2 separate regions of the Homo sapiens genome follow, and region 2 is linked to region 1. A link is a contact called in ENCODE Hi-C or POLR2A ChIA-PET data. All regions are on one chromosome and are shown on one strand. The core of a region is the stretch at or near the end of the contact, and the rest is flanking DNA. Distances in the headings are between cores, read along the strand shown.

Evidence for each region. A loop is a pair of places that touch in the nucleus more often than their neighbours do. ChIA-PET counts read pairs that join two places held with the same protein, here RNA polymerase II (POLR2A). Pooled maps may share reads with other maps.
Region 2: a loop to region 1 is called in a map of ascending aorta, with 2.3 times the contacts of the local background. The contact joins the enhancer-like site here to the promoter of KIF6 in region 1. A Hi-C loop is called at or near these places in 1 of 168 maps with a recorded cell type or tissue (ascending aorta), 1 of 37 single-sample maps with no recorded cell type and 1 of 50 pooled maps. POLR2A ChIA-PET finds 5 or more read pairs at or near these places in 3 of 52 experiments (AG04449, HEK293 and HepG2).

Annotation. Positions count from the first base shown.
Region 1 is chr6:39,721,946-39,727,851 of GRCh38, forward strand. KIF6 (kinesin family member 6) reads right to left here and starts at 3,463. Exons shown (of 23, transcript NM_145027.6): 1 at 3,300-3,463. The coding sequence starts at 3,365. RefSeq lists silencers at 3,184-3,253, 3,466-3,797, 3,504-3,703.
Region 2 is chr6:39,844,693-39,850,598 of GRCh38, forward strand. All of the region lies in intron 1 of DAAM2 (dishevelled associated activator of morphogenesis 2), which reads left to right. Among named protein-coding and RNA genes, the nearest start is that of DAAM2-AS1, 50 kb to the right of the region's middle. RefSeq lists an enhancer at 4,826-5,326. Within about 2 kb of position 2,748, at least 4 of the 41 ENCODE cell types and tissues checked have a DNase peak (open chromatin) inside an H3K27ac peak, as active enhancers do; they include ascending aorta, where a contact is called at or near this core.

The sequences.
Region 1 (5,906 bases), core at 2,213-4,712:
CTACCTAAATCTCCAGAAAGTTTGAATATTTTCCTAAGTATATTTTTATTGAAACTTCTCATTTAAAATGTGAAGAATTCATGCAGAAAAGTCATTACATAAAATAAAGTATTTGTAGAAAGCAATGGCATCAGGTTCAAGGCTTTCTGGCTAGGTTTTCTCAAGAGACATTTAAAAATTATATCCTGTTGGGCACTACATTAAAAAAAAAAGTTTTATAGCCAGACAGGTGAGTGAAGGGGGTGTATAAGACATGAAACATACAAGAGTGAGGAGTTACATCCATTTTTAAAAAGTCTATATTTCTCTGCTCAGCAGACAGAAAAGAATATTAACTGCCATTAATGACCCTCCACTACTCTGATTAAGACACTCTTTGAGGCCTTAAGAAAAGTCCCTTAGAACCAGATCACTTGTTTAGTGTAATATTGGCTTTCTATCCTTATTCATAAAAATATTATTTGAGATAGTGAAGTTTTTTTTTTAAGAAGACAGAACAAGTGCAAGGATGATTATGAAAATGTTTTGAAATGTATAAAGCACTGTACAAATGGAAAGCATTACCACTGTTAAAACTATCAAAGATTCATTTTATATATCCTTTTTATTAATCTGTTATTACAATTTACTTTATGATGCCTTAAAGAATAAAAGTAATGCAGTAATGAAGCTATAAAATGAAGAGAAAGAAAAAAATTCCTTTGAGTCACTCTCAATTTAATACTACAAAAAGCATTTCTAGTCAGAGAAAGAACTCTACAATCTTTTGCGGACAAGAAGATATGGCATTAAACTGTGGAGTTTTTAAGGGCGAACAGGGATATACTAATTCAATATTTATTCATTCCCATTCTCTTTGTGTGTATGTGTGTGTGACACCTAAAAATATGACACCTAAAACTACTTCCTGGAGGATCAAACAATCCACTCTACAGACTCACCAAAGACATACAAAATGAGGTACATTAAAATATCCAAACACTGCATTTTAAGAGAAAAGAAAGTTCAGTATTAAATCCAAGACTCTCCATCCACTTCCCTGAGCCCCACCCCTACCCATCCTGTCTCTTGACCTTATCCCAGCCTCTGCTCTGACTGCTGAGCCCATGTAGATAAGCTCAACAGTTTAAGCTAAGAATCTGGGGGGAAATGTTACATACAATACACTTTTTACATATGATGCACTCTAAAAAGAAATGCATGTAAGTGATTATTAGAGGAGAGAAAATGGGAAGATACCCATGGTTCTTTCTACACCACTTTATTCCTGTTTTAAATACATAAATTATACGAGGCAAATGCTTAATCATGAGATGCTATGATATTCCACATAGACATATACCCAGTATATATATGGAACAGGAATACAACATTATTAATATGCCCACTCCATATACTCACAAATATGATCCAAATTGCCCTTGCCTAAATTGTCACTTTGAGAGGCAAAAAAGGTTTCCGAAAAGGGGATAGCTTTGAAATCAAAAATCCTTAATTAAAATTACAGCTCTGCTGTTCACAATAGCAAAGACATAGAACCAATCTAAATGCCCATCAGTGATAGACTGGTTAAAGAAAATGTGGTACATATATATACACCATGGAATACTATGCAGCCATAAAAAAGGATGAGTTCATGTCGTTTGCAGGGACATGGATGAAGCTGGAAACCATCATTCTCAGCAAACTAAAACAAGAACAGAAAGCCAAACACCACATGTTCTCACTCATAAGTGGGAGCTGAACAATGAGAACGCATGCACACAGGGAGGGGAACATCACACCCTGGGGCCTGTCGTGGGGTGGGAGGCTACGGGAGGGATAGCATTAGGAGAAATACCTAATGTAGATGACAGATTGGTGGGTGCAGCAAACCACCACGGCACGTGTATACCTACGTGAGAAACCTGTACGTTCTGCACATGCACCCCAGGACTTAAAGTATAATAACGAATAAAATAAATGTTCTAAAATTGAAAAAAAAAATTACAGCTATGCCACTCCCCAGCTGGGTGCCTTGGTCACATTATTTAACCTGAGACTCAGTTTCCTAATCTGTAAAATGCGGAAAATGACACCAACCTTGCAGGGTTCTTGTGAGAATGAGAGATAATGCAGATAAAGCACCTGTCAGGTGGCCATTTCTCAAGATACATAAGAATGACTATGCTCCCTTCTAGGCAGAAGAGAGGATGTTTTGAAATATTTAAGAAGCATAAAAAGTGCTGGGCGCGGTGGCTCACGCCTGTAATCCCAGCACTTTGGGAGGCCGAGGCGGGCGGATCACAAGATCAGGAGGAGATCGAGACCATCCTAGCTAACAGGGTGAAACCCGGTCTCTTCTAAAACCACAAAAAATTAACCGGGCGTGGTGGCGGGCACCTGTAGTCCCAGCTACTTGAGAGGTTGAGGCAGGAGAATGGCGTGAATCCAAGAGGCAGAGCTTGCAGTGAGCCGAGATCGCGCCACTGCACTTCAGTCTGGGTGGCAGAGCGAGACTCCGTCTCAAAAAAAAAAAAAAAAAAAAAAGGTGCATACAAAGTATCATTGCTCAGAGTCAGGGCAATGTCTTAACCTTCTTTATACCTTTCTGAATTTAGCACACTAGAGGAAGCACCTGGTAAATATTTAGTTAATTGTTTCTGAATGAAGTACACATGCGTATTCTTTGGGTCAGGATGCTTAAGCATCTACCTATATCTATTAATACAAGGAGTATATGTAAAGGTTCACGTTTATGTTGGAGAATAACAACAGTCAACTAATTACTGAGGCCCCACTGGGTGCAAAGTACTACATATGTGTATGCTTTGTGCATTTGTGTCTATCTATATTTGTATTATTTCAGAGGTACATAAACACGCATCTCTTGCTTGCACGTTTTGCCCGAGTGCCAAAATGTACCTTTGAGTGTATCTGCATGTGCGGTGCTGCGTGAGTTTCCCAGAAAGGTGCAATAAGTGCTTATGTGTAGTTGAAGCGCACACTATACAGGCATACTGAACATGCACTAGTCTGCCCCCGCGTGAACACGTGTGCCTGGGTGCAAAAAAAATGGCTCTCTGCCGGGTCTGCGCTGTGCCAGGTAGGAGTGGCCTGGCTGTCGGTCGCGTAGCTGACAGCAGTGCGCGGGGGTCTTCGCGGCTGCAGGGCTCCTCGGTCAGTGTGTGCGGGATTCCGGGCGGCCTCGGCGCCCACCAGCAAGCCCCTCACCTCCGCCCAGCCCCTTCGCGTGCCGCCGCCCGACCCCAGCCCAAGAGGCCCCGCCGCGCCGGCGCCCCGGAGGCTCCAGCCCGTACCCCTTGTTGGTGCTTCCGGACAGGGGGCTTCACCCTCGCGAATATCTGGATAGTCTGCTTCACCATCTCCTCCCTGGCTCTGCAATGACCCTTGACCTCTCTCAGGCCCGGGCTGCCAAAACTAACTCCCACCACCTCCGGCGACCCACAGTCTTAGCAACAGTAGCTAGGGACACTACCCAGTGAGCACCTTGGCAGCCAGGATCCCGCCTCCTCCCTCTAATTGGTCGCGACCGGAAGGAGGCCACTACGGGGCGGGGCTAGGGAGGGGAGGGCGGGGGTGGAGAGGAGAGCGCTGCGCATGCGCATGAGCGAGTGTCTGGGCTCTGGGTTTAGCGCCGGACCCGGCCTGGACCGTGTGGTTAAAGGGGAACAACCACCATGCCTTGCCCCGCCCCGCTCATTCACCCATTTTATTCTCCATGCCCTTGCCTTTAAAAAAAAATACAGCACTGGGCCGGGCGTGGTGGCTCATGCTTGTAATCCCAGCAGTTTTTGGGAAGCCGAGGTGGTAGGATCGCTTAGAGCCCAGGAATTTGAGACCAGCCTGGGCAGCATAGTGAGACTCCGTCTCTACAAAAAATACAAAAGTTAGCCAAGCGTGGTGGCGCGCCTGTATCCCAGCTACTCGGGAGGTTGAGGCAGGAGGATCGCTTGAGCCCGGGAGGTCGAAGCTGTAGTGAGCCAAGATTGCAGAACTGCTCCAGCCCACTTGGAGATCACAGTCTGAAGAAGGAGACAGATTTTTTTTTTCCTTCACAAGGTCTCTCAAGTGACAAGGAGACAGATTTTCAACAGGAAATCAAAACCAAGGAATACAAACTATGCCATGATGGAATTAGAAGTGGGGCTAGCTCTGTTTTGGAAAAGGATAAAACTGGATGAAGGGGACTGTTTCCCACACAATGGTCACGGCAAGAAAGGATGAGCTCTTCAAACACTGTTAGCACATGAAAAGATAGTCAACATTATTATCCACGTGGGAAATATAAGTTAAAACCACAATGAGGCATCACTATTCATCTATCAGAATGGCTTAAAAAAAAAAAAAAAAAAAAAAAGTGGCAACACCAGATGCTAGCAAAGATGTGGAGAAACTGAATCAGTTGCACTTTACTGGTAGGAATGTATAATGTAAAACATACACTGTATAAAGGTACAGCCACTCTGGAAAATAGTTTGACAGTTTCTTACAAAACTAAAGGTGCAACTACTCTAAGACACAGCAATTGCACTCTTGGGCATTTATCTCAGATGAATGAAAACGTGTGTTCACACAAAAACCTGCGCATGTGTGTTTATAGTTTTAGCACCTTTATTTGTAATAGCCCCAAACTGGAAAAAAAACCCAGATGTTCTTCAGCTGATAGTTTAAAATAACTGGAATACCATTCAGCAATTAAGAAGGAAGGAAGTGTTGATACACGTAACAAATTGGTTGAATTTTCGGGGAATTATGTTTCATGAAAGAAGCCAGACTCGAAAGCTAACTACCGTATGGTTCTATTACTATTGCCAGGGAGGTGTGCAGGGTATGGTTATAAAAGAAATCCTTGTGATGGGCTGTTCTGTATCTTGACTGTGATGGTGATCACAGAAATCTACACATGTGATAGCATTGCATAGAACAAATTACACACATGTTCAAATAAGCACATGTAAAACTGGCAAAAGTCACATAAAATTGAATAAGATTGATGGATTGTATCAATGTCAATTCCCTGATTTTTATATTGTACTATAGTTATGCAAAACATTACCACTGGGGAAAACTGGGAGATGGGTATACGAGTTCTCTCTGTATTATTTTTTACAAAACAAAAAGTTTATTAAAGACACCCTTTTTTCTTTCTTTCTTTTTTGAGACAAGGTCTTGCTCTGTACCCCAGGCTGGAGTGCAGTGGCATGAACACGGCTCACTGCAGCCTCAACCTCCTGGGCTCAAGCGATTCTCCTGCCTCAGCCCCACAAGTAGCTGGGCTTATAGACATGTGCCATCACACTCAGCTAATTTTTGTATTTTTTGCAGAGACAGGATTTCATCATCTTGCCCAGGCTGGTCTTGAACTCCTGAGGTCAAGCAATCCACCCACCTCAGCCTCCCAAAGTGCAGGGATTACAGCCATGAACCACTGCACCCAGCTGAAAGACACTTAAGAAAACAAAAAGACTAACTACAGATTGGGAGAAAACTTTTGCAAAACACGTATCTTGATAAAGGACTTGCATCCAGAATATATACAAACTGTTAAAACCTAATAATAGAAAAACAAACAATTCATTTGTTTAAGGTGAAGGGAGGGTGCAAAGATTTGAACAAACGCTTCACCAAAGAGGATCTATGGATGGCAAATAAGCACATGAAAAATATGCTCAATATCATTAATCATTAATGAAATGAAATTAAAACCACAATGAGATACCACTACACATCTCTTAGAATGGCGAAAAATAAGAAAATAAAACTGACAAAACTAAGTGCCGACATGGATGCAGAGCATCTAGAACTCTCAAACATCACTGATGAGAAAACAAGATGGACCAGCCACTTTGTAAAATAGTTTTGTAATTTCTTATAAAGTTATACACATACTTACCATATGACAC
Region 2 (5,906 bases), core at 1,498-3,997, 120 kb after region 1:
GGCAACTCCTTTATAAACGAAGAGCGGGCTGATCAGAAATTGGCACGGGGGCTGATTTCCAGCGATCTTACTGTTTCCTCTGCTCATATACTTTGGGGAGTTGCCTGGGAGTTCTTTCTACTTAGATTTGGAAGTCGGTACAAGCATGTGTGTTTGCTTTTTGGAGATGGACACATATATGCATACCATACATGCACACATACATCACCTACACCCCTCCACCACACATACATACACCACACACACCACACATATACACCATACACATACCACATGTACACAAACCCCATCACACACACTACACACACCACACATACACACCCCCCCACACATATACATACACCACACATGCACATATACATCAACTACACCCTTACCACACATACATATACAACACATATATACCATACACACATACCACATGTACCCAAACCCCATCTACACACACATTACACACATATACACCACACATACACACACCACACACATACACATACACCAGACATGCACATAAACCATCTACACACACATCCACACATGCTCATACATTACACACATATCGCACATACACACCACACATACACAAACCCCATCTATACACACATCACACAGATACCACGTGTATACACCACACATACACATCCCATACACATCCCATACACATCACACATGCACAAACATACACATATACACACACCACACATACACATTCCCTACCTACACACACCACACACTCACCACACACACCGCACACATACCACAAATATATGTACCACACCACATACACATATACCACACATGCGCATACACCAAGTACACATACCACACATATGCTACCTACACATACATAAACATACACCATACCACATACACACATAAATACATACCACACACACATACCACTCCCCACCGCTTCACCCAGAGAGTCAAAGATATGCATTCATGTCTTCTCTCTCCTCCTCCCTCTCTCTTCCTGTCTTTAGTGAGCATCTCCTATACTTGCTTGTCCAGTGCACAAGGACTCAGGGTCCTCCTGGACCCCACTCAATCCACATCCCTCCCGATGCTTTGTCCTGAAAACTCCGTTTCACAGCTCCCATTCCTAGTCCTCTTTGCCATCTCGTCTGCCTCTAATAAATTTCTGGAGTGTGACCTAGGCTGTGAGTGCCCTGTTCTTATCCACCCAGGGCCCTAGGCTGCTGTCAATTCAGCTGAACTCAGGAATGCAGAATAACTCGAGAAGCACATCATTCAGAGAGCTGTTTGCAGGGTGGCTAGGAAAGGGGGAAATGAGAGAGGTTGGCCCTGGTCTCAGCACGGGATCACGTGGGGCTGGTTTGGAGCCTGGTATTTGGGAATAAAACAAATGCATCCAAGGCGTTTTAGAAAAAGGTGCTGAGAATCATTCACAGGATGGGGCATTAGGGATTGAAGACAAAGGACAAAAGGGACTCTGAGCTTGGGAGACTATAGCTCTGTAAGGGCAGGAGCTGTGTCTGATGAGTTTACCTGCACGTACCCAGCCCCAAGAGCAGTGCCGGGCATACAGTAGGTGCTAAAAATCAATGGTGGTTGGATGAATAAATGAGCAAATGAGTGAATGATGAACTAAAGGGAGTTCATGGGATAGGATTCAATTCAAACAGCATCATTTAACGCCTCATATACTGTCTGACACAGATTCTAGTGATGGGGTAGAAGAAACTACTAGACAATATGTAGTTTGACTGGCTCATTTACAGACAGGGCCCAAAGTACTTATGTTCTCTTGCCCAAGGTGTTTTCAATCTCCTATGGCATCAATAACCCTATGTTGGACTTCTGTTCTTGATCTTTGGTAGCATCTCTGAGTATTCCCAGCTCTCATTCTACTCTACGACGCCTCCTCTAAACCATGTTTATGAGCAGAAGGTTTAGGGTGGACTAGAACCCCCGCTGGGCTACAGTTCTGCAGACATTCCGCAGATTCAAACCTTTGTACTTCCCTTATCATAACCACATCCACGCTTTTTTTTTTTTTTTGAGACGGGGTCTCGCTCTGTTGCCCCACATCCACACTTTATTATATTTATTTGTCTCTCTTCCCAACCAAACTGAACTCATGCTTATTTTACATTTTTACAGCTCTTAGCATGGTACTTAGGGGCCCAACAAATATTTGTTTGAAAGAACGAATGAAGTGGTGAAATTGTACACACAACATTTAGGAGGAGGAAAGGAGTCACCCTGGATCTACATTTTCAACCACATTTGCCTTTCAGGGGCCAGCTCAGCTCCCATCCTACCCCCTAGTTACTGCCCCATCCCAGTCTGCCCTCCCTGAGGAGATGGACTGTGCCTGTGGGTCCTGAGGCAGGAGCAGGGGCCTTTCTGGTAGAAAGGCAGGAAGGTCACCTTGTACTGCAGAAGGCACAGCCCCGGGGGCCAGGTGGGGCCATGTGCACAGGCCCTGCTGTGTTTCTAGGGCAGAGTTGGCCTGACAGAACCTCAAGGTCCTTCCCTCAAGAGTGACAGAATGCTTTTTGTGCTGGGACCCTGGGAGAGAGGATCAGGAATAGTAGCCAGTGGGGGCTTCTCCCAGTCCTGGGCTGTGGAACGGTGCTGAGGCCTCAGCGATGGGTTGCTCTGGTGGGAGAGCTGGGAGTGGAGCACAGAAGAAAGCTGGAGGCTCCTTTCCCTGCGCCTTTCAGTAACAGCAACCCCGTCTGTGTGAGCCGGAGGAGGGGCTTGGCTTCTGGAAGCAGAGGGGGCGAGGCCTCGGGTTCTCCTGTGTAGGGTGATTTCCCTTTGGCCAGGAGCCCCAGACTTACGGCGCTAATGGGTAGCAGAGACATGGGCGCTAAAATTCCTTCTCTTTCACTTCATAGCTGTTGCCCAGAGAGCTCTCCATGCTCCCCAGGTTCATAGTCAGCCCAGGTCCTTGCTCTGTGTGTCCAGCCCCTCATCCTCTCACTCACGTGCCGGCACCCCTCCGTGGCACCACCAGCATCCACCCCTTCCTCTCTATTCTTGGCGGTTCAGGGTCTCATTCCCTTCTACCCAGACACACAGACTTGCCTCCCAACTCTTCCACTCTTCCACTTCTCCCTCTTGTCTTCCCACCCCATACAGTGCCACCAGAAATGTCTCTTCTAATCTCAGACCTCACAAACTCTCTCCTCTACCATAAGTCAAGGAACTAATCAACAGCAAGCCACACACTCTCCAATGGCTTCTTCCTTCTTCCCCTGGCACTCAAGGCCCTCCTTTTTCTGGCTGTAGTTTTGGTTCCCACTGCACCTTTTTGAGCCCTGAGAGGTGCAGTGGAACCACCCTAGTAGAGCTTCTCATTCATCTGGGCTGTCGTTGTGCCAGGTTCTCACTCTGGCATGCCACTTGTTGAGAATGCTTTCCTGGACACCCCTGAGCCCCTGGCATGTGCTGACGCCCTCTCTTCTTCTGAGGCCCAGCTTCATTGACACTTCTTCTGGTGAATGTTCCAGATCCTTCCAGCCAGAAGTCACTCTTCCCCACCTACAGTCCCAGGGCCTGGAGCCGCACCTCCTTGCCTCCCTTACATCCTAGGATCTGATGTCAGGCTCATCTAAGATACCCAGAACATTGCTTTATACATGGCATTTACTCGGTGGGTGGGTGGATGAATGGATAAATGAATGAATGAATATTTGACCATGACCTTGGAGAACTATCATCTGCTTGTTTAGTGCCCTAGTGAGTCAAAGAAACCTTTATTCTCTTTATCATTTCTCAAAATGAGAAAAACAGTTGGAAAATCCTCAACTCCCACCCTCACCCCCAAGTTTGAGAAATGCCACTCTGAGGGATTTTCAGTTTCACTTTTCTGGAAAGACGTTCCTTTCTCTCCTTCCTCTTCTCGGGTCTCAGCGATGCCCCCTGTGTCTCCCACCCCTAGGCCTGCACAGAGGGGACTCAGAGGCCGAGATAATTTACTTTTGCTTTCTTTGCCTTTTCCAGAGCATAGGGGGAAACCGTAATTTAGGCGGCTGCTAAGAATAGCTCCCCCAATCCTGGAAAGAGCGTGTGCTTATTTTTGAAAGTGCTCCTTGTCTCTCCCCCAGCCCTGCCTGAGGCTCACAGTACAAGTCAGTCAAATTGTTCAGGGCAGCAGTGGTGTCTGGAGACCTGGTTTGAGTTCCTAGGTTCATACCTAGCGTCCTTCTGAGCCTCAAGTTTCTTCGTCTGTAAAAAGAGAAGATGAAAGTTTGAGATAAACCTCGAACATGGTAGGTGCTCAATAAATAATTACATCTTTATTATGGTTGGAATCACTAGATTTAGAGGGCAACGCTCTCAATGGGTCAGATAGTACAAGTGAGGAGCCAGTACGATATATTAAGTGGAATCATATGAAATCGGTGTTTCTGTGGACTAAAAATAATTGGATATTGTCAGTTGCGTAGGAATCAATCCAGTAATCCAGGAGTTGGCAGTCTTTCTATAATGGGCCAGATAGTAAGTGTTTTTGGCTTTGTGGGCCATACGGTCTCTGTTGCATGGTAGTAGCCGTAGACAATACTTAAATGAATGTGCATGACTGTTCCAGTAAAACTGTATTTGGGAAAACAGTCCGTGGGCTGAACATGGCCCCTGTAATATCTGCCAAGCCCTATAGTAATATGTAAAACTAATGAAATTACAGAAAGAAAACTCTCTGTAATACCGTCAACATTCAGGTATCTTCGCAAGTAGAACAGCAGCTTATCTGTGTAGCTATTAATAGTCTTTACTTTTACTAGGCTCTATTCCAAATGCTTTACAAATATTAACTACTTTAATCCTCCTGACAACCCTATGAATTATGTACTATTATATTTCCCCTGTTTTATGGCTGAAGAAACTGAGGCTCAGAGAGGCCAAGTAACTTGTTTGAAGTCACCTGGTTAGAGTTGATGGCAACTGAACAGAATTCAACTGAGTGTGTAGGGTAGAGTTGGGTGATGGTAATTCAACAGCTTCAGGGAGGAAGTGGATGGATTAGAGCTAAGAGGAATCCCCAGGTCTGCTTGCTGTCCACCAGCTTGAGGAGATGGTCTGCAGAGGCTTGGGGTGGAAGCAGGTGTGGTGTAGGTGGGCAGTGGGGAGATGTGTGGGCAGAGAGTCTGGTAGTGTCTCTTGGGACACGAGATGGAAAAGCATAGATTCTTCCTTTGGGAGCCAGGCCCCAAGCTGAGCCTGGGGCCATTTCCTGGGTGACTCCCAGCAGCACGTGGCACGTGGAGGGTCAGCATATAGGGAGCAATGTCCGCCTGTGGAGCAGGAAATTGTTTACATTCCTTATGTTCCATGCAGCAGCTCTGGGAAGCTCTGAGCCCCATTCCCAGCCCCAGCCCCAGGGGACCTGGTGGGGAGAGGAGGGCAAAGGAATAGGCTCCCCAGGATGCCCGCAGCTCTGCCATCAAACCAGGGTACTCGCATACCCTTTCCATTTGCTTTGCCTGTTGATTTAGCCACCAAAGGATGAAGCCACTGGTCAGGACTCTGGGCTCACACATGCTGTGCTCTTCCTTCTGTGCCTCTGCTTATGCCGTTTTCCTTGCCTGGATTGCCTTTTCCCTCCCCTTGCACCCTTCCTTGATTTTCTCCTCTCTTTCAAGGCTGGCTCAATGTCTGCTCCTCCTGGAAGCCTGCCCTGACTTCCCCTTTACCCCCCACCTCCCAGGCTGGACCCGGTCCTCCTTCTCAGGGCTGCCCAAACACCTCGTTCTCTAACTCTCCTTGTTGTCACTGCCTGGACTCTCCTTGCTTTCCCACTAGAAGGAGACTTTTAGGAAAGGGATCACACCTTGTTTACTCCTGGGTCCTCATCACAGGTCAGTGTTCAACACATGGCTAGAAGCTGGTCAAAAGCACATTTGTTTGAATGAGACACTACTGTCCTCAAACGT